2 separate regions of the Homo sapiens genome follow, and region 2 is linked to region 1. A link is an interaction called in ENCODE POLR2A ChIA-PET data of the cell type or tissue named here. Cell type or tissue: CD4-positive, alpha-beta T cell. All regions are shown on one strand. Links, peaks and the distances in the headings refer to the core of each region. The heading gives the core; the rest is flanking DNA. Region 1 has its middle 18 kb from the start of LINC01176. Region 2 overlaps LOC124901607 (a long non-coding RNA gene).

Region 1 (4,397 bases), core at 236-4,235:
ACGAGGAAAAGTCCAACCCAACCAACCTAGACATCGTTAAACTAGCTCAACTATCCCACTTATCACATACTTACCGACATTTGGGTAGAGACACCTCCTGCAGCCTAATAGACACTGCTATGATTTGAATGTTTGCCCCCACTGAAACTTGTGCTAAACTTGATCCCCAATGTATCAGTACGAAGAGGTAGGGCCTTTAAGTGGTGATTGGGTCATGAAGGCTATCTATGTCCCCATAAATGGATTAATCTATGCATGGATTAATGGTTATTATCAAGGGACTGGGTTAGTTACCACAAATGGGTCTGTTATAAAAGCTAGTTTGGTTCTCCCTTGTGAACTCCCTCACCAAATGATGCACTGTGCTGCCTCTGGACTCTGCAGCACTGGCAATAGAATGGACAACTAGAACTTGTCCCAGCTGGGTCAGTGCTGCTCTCTAAATCTTTAAGTTTTGTTCTTCTGTACTTGCTTTCCCTATTTTCATTGCTTTAGTTCTGCCCTTCATCATCTTGCCTGAATTAGTATAAATTTTCTAACAGGTCTCTCTGCCTCCAGTATCATACCTCTCTAATCTTAAGTATAAATGTGATTATCTTTTTCCTGTTTGAAATCCTTCAATTACAGTTTCAGACACAAATCTCTTCATGATTTATCACCTGTTTACCTCTTCAGACATAGCAACTTTTTTTTTTTGGAGACAGAGTCTCATTCTATTGCCCAGGTTAGAGTGCAGTGGCACAATCTCAGCTCACTGCAACCTCCGCCTCCTGTGCTCATGCCTCAGCCTTCCAAGTACCTGGGACTACAGGCGCACACTACCATGCCCAGCTAATTTTTCTATTTTTAGTAGAGATGGGGTTTCATCATGTTGGCCAGGCTGGTCTCAAACTCCTGGCCTCAGGTGGTGATCCACCCTGCCTCGGTCTCCCAAAGTGCTAGGATTACAGGCGTGAGCCACCGTGCCTGGCCAACTTTTTTTTTTTTTTTTTTTTTTTTTTTTTTTTTTTTGAGACAAGAGTCTCGCTCTGTTGCCAGGTTGGAGTACAGTGGCACAATCTCAGTTCACTGCAACCTCTGCCTCCTGGGTTCAAGCAATTCTCCTGCCTCGGCCTCCTGAGTAGCTGGAACTACAGGCGCGCACCACGCCCAGCTAATTTTTGTATTTTTAGTAGAGACAGGGTTTCACTGTGTCGGCCAGGATGGTCTCAATCTCTTGATCTCGTGATCCGCCCGCCTCCACCTCCCAAAGCATAGCAACTCTTTAAGAGTGTCTCGCTTTCCTCCTATGTTTGTATGTGCTAAGCTTTTTGCCTTGGGAATACTCTTCCCAAACTTTCCACTTTGTATGTTCCACATCCCCTAGAGCTATGATCTATTTGTTCTTCAATACTTAAGTTTAATCACTCTCTTGCCTAGTCTGAATAACTTTCCTTTGTACCTCTACAACACCTTGTACATATGTCTATCAGAGCTTTTATTGTTCTCTATTACATGCTTGCTTGCTTTACTCACTAAAAATTCAGTTCGTAGAGATCAGCTGTCTCATATCTACATTCTTGGTCCATACAATCTACAGAGTCAAGTAGTGCTTTATACTTGCTGATATAGTAAAGTCACTGGCTTTTAGTGAGAGTGGAAATCAGCACCCATAATGTTCTCTGTTATACCTAGGTTTCTTTAAACATTTCAGTTAAGGTCTTAGATATTACTACTACACCTCATGACTGGAGCGAATACTAAAATTATTCATAAATGGGCACAAATATGTTTACTGTTTATACTAGCCACTAACATTATTAAGTGCTTACTATGTGTCTGGTGCTTACATACATGTACTCTTCTAATTAATCCTCACACCAACCCTGATGTAGGCAGTATTATCTCCTTTTACAAACAAAGTTGGTGGGGGGGGGAGGGGTGGAGGCCTCTATCTTGCCCAGTGTCCCTAAGACTGTTTCCAGAATTCATGTTCTTACACTAGGAAACTCAATACCTTTTACATCATGAAAATTGTGCTTCAAAAGATTTTTTACTTTTTTTCAAAACACAATGAAATGTTACTAAATACAAGCTAAATGTTAAAAGTTATTGATTATACACTAGCAGATCATCCCTCCCCAAAACTTTTTTTTTTTTTTTTTTTTGCTTGTCCCACTGAGTTTTATTGTAGGGATACACACAAAGGATGTGCCCTCAATTCCATAGTTTCTTGATGGACATGTTTTTCCTCACTGTCCTTTGGCATGAGATAGGACTTTGGACTACCTCAAAGTCCTTCTGAGTGACATGGACTCGCTACTCAGGGCATACATGCCGGTTTCTGTGCACATGCCCTTCACTTCAGCCTGATGCTCCTGGCATAAGCTCAGCAATTTTTCTCAGGTTGATCCCCTGGGTCAGGTTCATTTCTGAGAATGAATCTTCAAAGTGACCAGCCAGGCCTACTCATTGCAGGTTGGGAATTCAATTTTTCTGTCAATGTGCCCTGGGCAAAGCAGTGCCGAGTCCAGGATATCAATCGTATTAGCAGCCGTGATAAACCGTGATACTCTTGGTGGCCTCAAAGCCACCCTCGAAGCATCATCTGCTGCACTTCACTGTTCCCTCCAGCATCCCCCTCCAGCTCTGAGGAGCCAAAAGAGTCAATTTCATCCATGAAGATGACAGATGAGCATTTTCTCTGCCATCACAGAAATTCCCCAATGAATTTCTGTACCAATTCAGAGCCAGAGACATGAATAAAGGTACACAGTCCCTATGATGAGCCAGAGCCCAGGCCAACAGTCTCTTCCAAGCAGCATTCCCTTGGGCTGTGCAATGCCCAGTGCTTTGAAGAGCTCGGGATGCTTAGCAGGCAGGTCGATCACTTCTTTGATCTTCTTGATCTGCCTATCCAGTCTACCAATCATTTCATAAGCTGAATCTGGTACTTTCTTCACCATCATCAGTGACACCAATGAGTCCACCTTGTTGGGTAGGATCTTGTGCAAAGTGTAGCTGTCATTTCTTAGAACCACCAAGGAACTGGGTGTCACATCACTGATGCTGATATTTTTGTCCACATCTATGACAAACTTGTCCTTGAGATGCACCTTGACCAACACTTTCTTCTTACCCATGGCCTGGACTACTTCCCTGACACAGGAGTCCTATTCCTGCAGCAGCTGTAGCTCCTCCTGTAATAGGCACACTTTAACATTTAGTTCATTCCCGTGCACCTGCCGCCTCCAGAGGTTTTGGGTCTTATCATTCAAAATCAGCTGCAAATGCACCTGGAGTTCAGAACTGTTCCTTGTGGCTTTCCCCCATCCAATTTATATTGCAGTTGACCCTGGAGTTCTTCAATCTTGGACAGATAATACTGGCAGAGTCCACTGCCTGCCTTTTCCTCCTCCAGCTCCATCTGCTGTGGTCCGTCAAGCGCCATCTTGTCTTTTCAGCAGAGAACGCTGGCATCTGCTTCCCTCCCCAAAACTTAACAGCTGTCCAATCATATTTAAATTACAATATTTACATATAGGTTTTACATCAGAAATGTCAAAGTACATCTTTTACTAACGGTTAATGTAACAAAGAAAGACTTCTTTACCCATTACTAATACAAGCATTATTACTTAATATAGAATTTTCATTAATAATCTTAAATTCAATTTTGTGGGAATGGATATACAAAAATAAAGAAGCCATAACATTAATTCATGGTATTTTTCAGCATTCAGTTATTTCTTAGTTTTATTGCAATTCATTGTCAACTTCTAGATAGAAGGGAGAATATGACAAATTTCCTTGAAAGCACTCTTCTCTTATTTTCTACTTCTAAATAGTGGGATAATTTAGCAAGATCATTTGGGAGTTTTATTTATTAAAATATGAATAATGAGTTTTTCCATTTCAGTTTAGAATATACTAATACAAGTTTTTCCTAATACGTTTTCTCTGTCTTGTGATTGATGCTTTTGATATCTTATTTAACAGGAAAATACCTAAGAGAGAAAATTAAGGTGTTACAAAAAGAGTTGTGGAAACCATGAATAAAGCAATAGAGCCACGATTTTCAATGAAACTCACATAAACAGTTATTATAAAGAAAGAAAATGTAATAGGCTAGTGTAATAAACAACAGTATCACCAGATTCCAAAATCTCTTTTGACTCTGTAAGGGTCTGCTAACTGTATTATATGCACCTAGGTACTCAAAATGCTACTAATAATCAAACCGTTTGAAATTTTGGTACCAGAATTACCAGTAACAGGATATCAGCAGAACTTAAGTTTATCAAACATAAATCATTAGTACCTACCAATTTCAATCTACTAAGTCAGAAAAGGAAGGCATGAGAATTTAGTAATAGGAGAACTTTGTCATTTCCAGTGCCAAGACTAGGGGTCCTGAC
Region 2 (4,397 bases), core at 147-4,146, 150 kb after region 1:
CATGGGTATATTGTATGATGCTGAGGTTTGGGGTACAATGGATGCCATCACCCAAATAGTGAGCATAGTACCCAATAGTTAGTTTTTCAACCCTTGCCCCACTTCCTTCCTCCTACCTCTAGTAGTCTCTATTGTCTATTGTTGCCATCTTTATATCCATAAGTAGCTAATGTGTAGCTCCCACTTACAAGTGAGAACATGTGGTATTTGCTTTTCTGTTCCTGCATTAATTTGCTTAGGATAACGTCAAATTTTCTAGTAGTTACGCTAAAACAAGAAAAGAAGGAACAGGCGAGATTAATTTCATAGTGTATTTTATTTAACTCAGTATGTCTAAGATATTATCATTTTGACATGTAACCAAGATAAAAATTATTATGGATATATCTATGTTTTGGTACAAAAGCTTCCAAATCTGGTGTTTATTTTATGCTTACAGCACATTGCAACTTGGACTAGCCATGTTTCACACACTCAATAGCCACACATGTCCTGTGGCCACCATATTGGCCTGTGCAGCTCTGGATCCTTGCTGCCTATGGTGGCCTGCTAACCAGTTGCATCTGCACCGGCAGGCCAGATCTACCAAGTCAGAAGCTGCATTTCAGCAAGATCCCCAGGCGATACGTGTACACATTAAGGTTTGAACAACACTGGGCTAACACTATCGGCTAAAAGCAAACTTGGAGCTTGTAGAAAGCAAGAAGGAGCTCTCCCCTCTCACCACTCATTCTTTGTGCCTCTTTTGAGACCCCTCCAGAGAGCTTCAAAAATGTAATGCCTAGACCCTACTCCTGAGATTCTGATTTAACTGGTTTAACGAGGGACCTTGGAAATAGGAATCGATTAAGACGTTCCACAGGTGATTCTGACACGTAGCCTGGTGGAGAATCACGGGCTAACCCAACACTAAACACTGTGGCCTCATTCAGCTGCCAAACACACCTGAACTACATCCTTTCAGGCTTTGGAGTAAGTCAGGTTGAGCAACACAGCTCAGTATAAGCAGCTAAATCTCTGTAAAATTGTTCAAATGGTCCCAGTTGTCTCACAAACTCCCAGAAATTAATGCCATATGTGAAAATCGTATCCCTTTGGGAAAATAAGACATTCTTAATGTGGCTGCTGCTGTCCATTACTGGCTGCAGTTTGCTAGCTCAAGTAATTCCCTTTTGGTTACCAAGATATAAGGAAAATATAGAATGTATATATTTATTAAATTATTAATTATCCTACTAAAAGTCCTCATGTTCAACATATTAATATTGTTGGTCATTTCCAGGAAATAGTTAAATTCCACAGACATTTATTGAGTCCCTACTGTGTTCCAGACCTAAAGGGGCTGCAAAGATGTTTCAATAAAACAGATCCTACCTTCAAGGACCTCACCACCTTGTGGGGACCCAGCAAGGGCCTGGGATTCAGGAGAGTCGAGTCTTATCTGTCCTTCAGTTTCTCAATCTGTAAAAACTCAAATAAAATAGAACATGTTTATTACCAGTACTTAGAGCATCTAAAGGATTTCAAGCATCATCACTTTTTAACATTATTGTTGGCATTTTTTAACCTTAAAAAGTAATCTCAATGTATACATTTTCTAAAGTCACTCATTTTCTTCTTGAAAAGAAAGCTTTCTGGATAAGGCATAAATATAACTTTAAGTCATTGTGGGTCCAACTTGATCATTTTCCCCCACTGTTTTGAAATACTATATATTTAATATAATAATGAAATGGTTAGGGACATGCAGTTTTAAATTATGCAAATCACAAATGCTGGAAAGGAAGACATTTTGGTACTCTATTTCTTTCCAGAATTCTTGTGTGTGGGTTGGGTGGGTGTGCACATGGGCACGTGTTTGCATTTTTTCTTGCCTGAAAAGGAACACGAAAAGGCAGAAGAGGAAAGAGAAGGGACAGTTAAAAAGACAGTGACCCTGTCTCAAAACAAACAAACAAAAAAAAACAGTGAGCGAGGCAGCGGGAGGTGTAAGCAGAGAAGAAGGAGAAAACATGGCTTTGAAAGGCTACCTTGAGGGAGAACACAGGACTGGTGAGAGGAGAAAAACCACGGTTGGAGGCCACCTGCCCCACCTGCTGGCAAGGACCTAAGTTTTCCCTGGAAGCGGACTGCGCTGCCCCTGCTGGAAATTGACAGGCCTTCTGCCCAAAGGAAAAAAAAGTCCCATTTTAAGAACAAATCAAGTTGACAACACATTGCCATTCTGTCTTACCGGGTTGAGTCTTAGTGTAGCCACTTTGAGGAGCCATTTAACAGGTATCAGGCTGCCTGCTCATAGCTGAAAAGCCTCCCCAACAGAACATATGGCTCAGAGCTGGCCCCTGCTCCCTTCACACAATTCCTCTCCACCTCGTCCCTCCCTCACCGTGTGTGCAGCCAGGTGACGGGGCTTGGCAGGTGCCTCTCTGGCTCTCACTTGCAATCCTCCATCATGGTACCCTCACATCCTTCTGGGCATGCAGGCAGCAGTTTGGCTCGTGAGATCGTAAATGTCAACCTGCCATCACCTGTCTTTCCTTGCTCATCACCCTGAGGGGCAGAGCTGACCCGAAGCAGACAGCAAGCACCATCGTGGGAGGCAAAATGGATACACCGAGCCAAAGGAGTGTGATTAAAAGGCCTAACTCCCTTCTCTCCCTATTGCTGGCATTGGCCCTGCTAAGCCCATCTCCCAGGAAGATTGCCTTTGTGATTGTGTGTCACCCAGAAAAGAATAATAGCACGTTTCTCCAAGTCCCTTCTTGTGAAAATATAACATGTCAGGAAAGAGGGGGAGAGATGGAGGGGCAGGAGAGAAACTTTGCAGCTGACACCAGCTGTAGCTGTTTCCCCATTTCTGGATGCCTGCATGGTTCTGCTAAATGGTGGGGGAGCAGCTGGGGCAGCCAGGGAGGGAGCTGAGGCCTGGCAGTGATTCAGACACACAGAGCTTGCTGAACCAGTGTGTTTTATAAGAAGGTGGCAGAAAAGGGAAGTGGAAAGGGAATGACTAATAAGGAAGTAATTTTGAAACAGAAACCTGTCTGGATTTGGAAGCCAGAGTGACAGCCCCAGGTGGGAGAAGGAGCAAGCCTGTTATTAGAATTGACGAACACATAAGTGCTGTATCACTCCCCAAGAGCCCTGCCTGTCTCCCTCTCAACTCTCGCACAAGTGGCCCTGTATCAGGAGTGAACCACACAGAAACAAAGTGCTTTAGACAGACGCAGGATTTACACTGCCAGAGCCTCAGCTGAAGAGGCCTGACCCATGTGGAAGGCCTGCAGATAAGAGAATGAGTGCAAAAATAGAAGGATCAAGAGATTAATTATAAAGCAAATATAGCAACAGAGCAGAAAATGCGGACAATTGAAGGGGAAAATCCATGCTATTCCACCTGCCTAATGATGGTATTTTCATTCTGTGAATGCTTTCCTAGCCTTGCCCACATATACACATTTTTACAAAATTTTCAGTGTACCCAGAATTTCATACTTGCTTTTTTCATTTGTCTTTACATCAGAAACATTTCTCCTGCTATTTCACACTGTTCTTATCACTGGTAATTGCTATAAAATATTTTACCTAATGGATATACCACAATTTACTGAAATATTTACTCTGTAAGTAGATTGCACTTTTAAAAAAAAGACGTATTTGAGGTATAATTGATATACAACAAACTGTACAAATTTAAAGTGTATAATTTGATAAGCTTGACATGAGTCAGCCTGTAAAACCATCACTACAATTAAAATAAAAACATATCCCTCACCCCTCCACCAAATTTCCTGCAACCCCTTTGCAACCTCTCTCTCTTCTCTGGGTCATTTCTACTTGTTAGGTTTTTATTTTGGTGGTCTTCCATGCCTCCTTGTATTCATACACTTGTGTAGTCTCCTCTCCCTTGAATCTGGGCTGCCTTGTGATCTATTTTAAATAATGGAATGTGGTGAAAGTGATGCTATGCTAGTTTCAGGCTTAAGCCTTAGAAAAGACTAGCAGTTTATGTGTTTGCACTCTTGAAATGTTTCATCTTGGAATTTAGCTGTCATGCTGGGAGGAAGCTCAAGCAACGACATAGAAAGGACCCCTGGAAGAAAACCAAGACCCCTGGCTGAGAGCCCTAGCTGAGCTCCCAGGCAGCAGCCAGCAGCCACAGCCAGCCATTTGGACATTTCAAGCATACTAGTGCTCCAGCCCACACCACATGAAGAGAACTGCCCAGTCAACCCACAGAGTCCTGAGAAATTATAAATCATCATAGTCTAAGCCACTAAGTTTCTTGAAGTGGTTTGTTACACAATTATGAGTAAGCAAAATAGGCTGAGAACACAAGCGATTTTTGTTAGGATGGAGAGACCCATTCTTGGAGAGTCCCATGAAACAGAAACAGA

What was found. ChIA-PET counts read pairs that join two places held together with the same protein. Peaks named below come from ENCODE experiments on the same cell type or tissue, not always from the same donor. Only the 100,000 strongest peaks of a DNase experiment are listed, where the experiment ranks them.
Region 2: POLR2A ChIA-PET joins it to region 1 with 6 read pairs; 3 of 35 experiments call an interaction of 5 or more read pairs at or near these places.

The regions. Positions count from the first base shown.
Region 1 is chr7:30,370,543-30,374,939 of GRCh38, reverse strand. It overlaps the pseudogene DKFZP586I1420. Among named protein-coding and RNA genes, the nearest start is that of LINC01176, 18 kb to the left of the region's middle. In CD4-positive, alpha-beta T cell, for the core only: no CTCF peak of the experiment used is centred there; no DNase peak of the experiment used is centred there.
Region 2 is chr7:30,224,723-30,229,119 of GRCh38, reverse strand. LOC124901607 (a long non-coding RNA gene) reads right to left here. Exons shown (of 3, transcript XR_007060274.1): 2 at 1,375-1,470. Among named protein-coding and RNA genes, the nearest start is that of ZNRF2, 58 kb to the left of the region's middle. In CD4-positive, alpha-beta T cell, for the core only: no CTCF peak of the experiment used is centred there; DNase peaks (open chromatin) are centred at 2,099 and 2,929.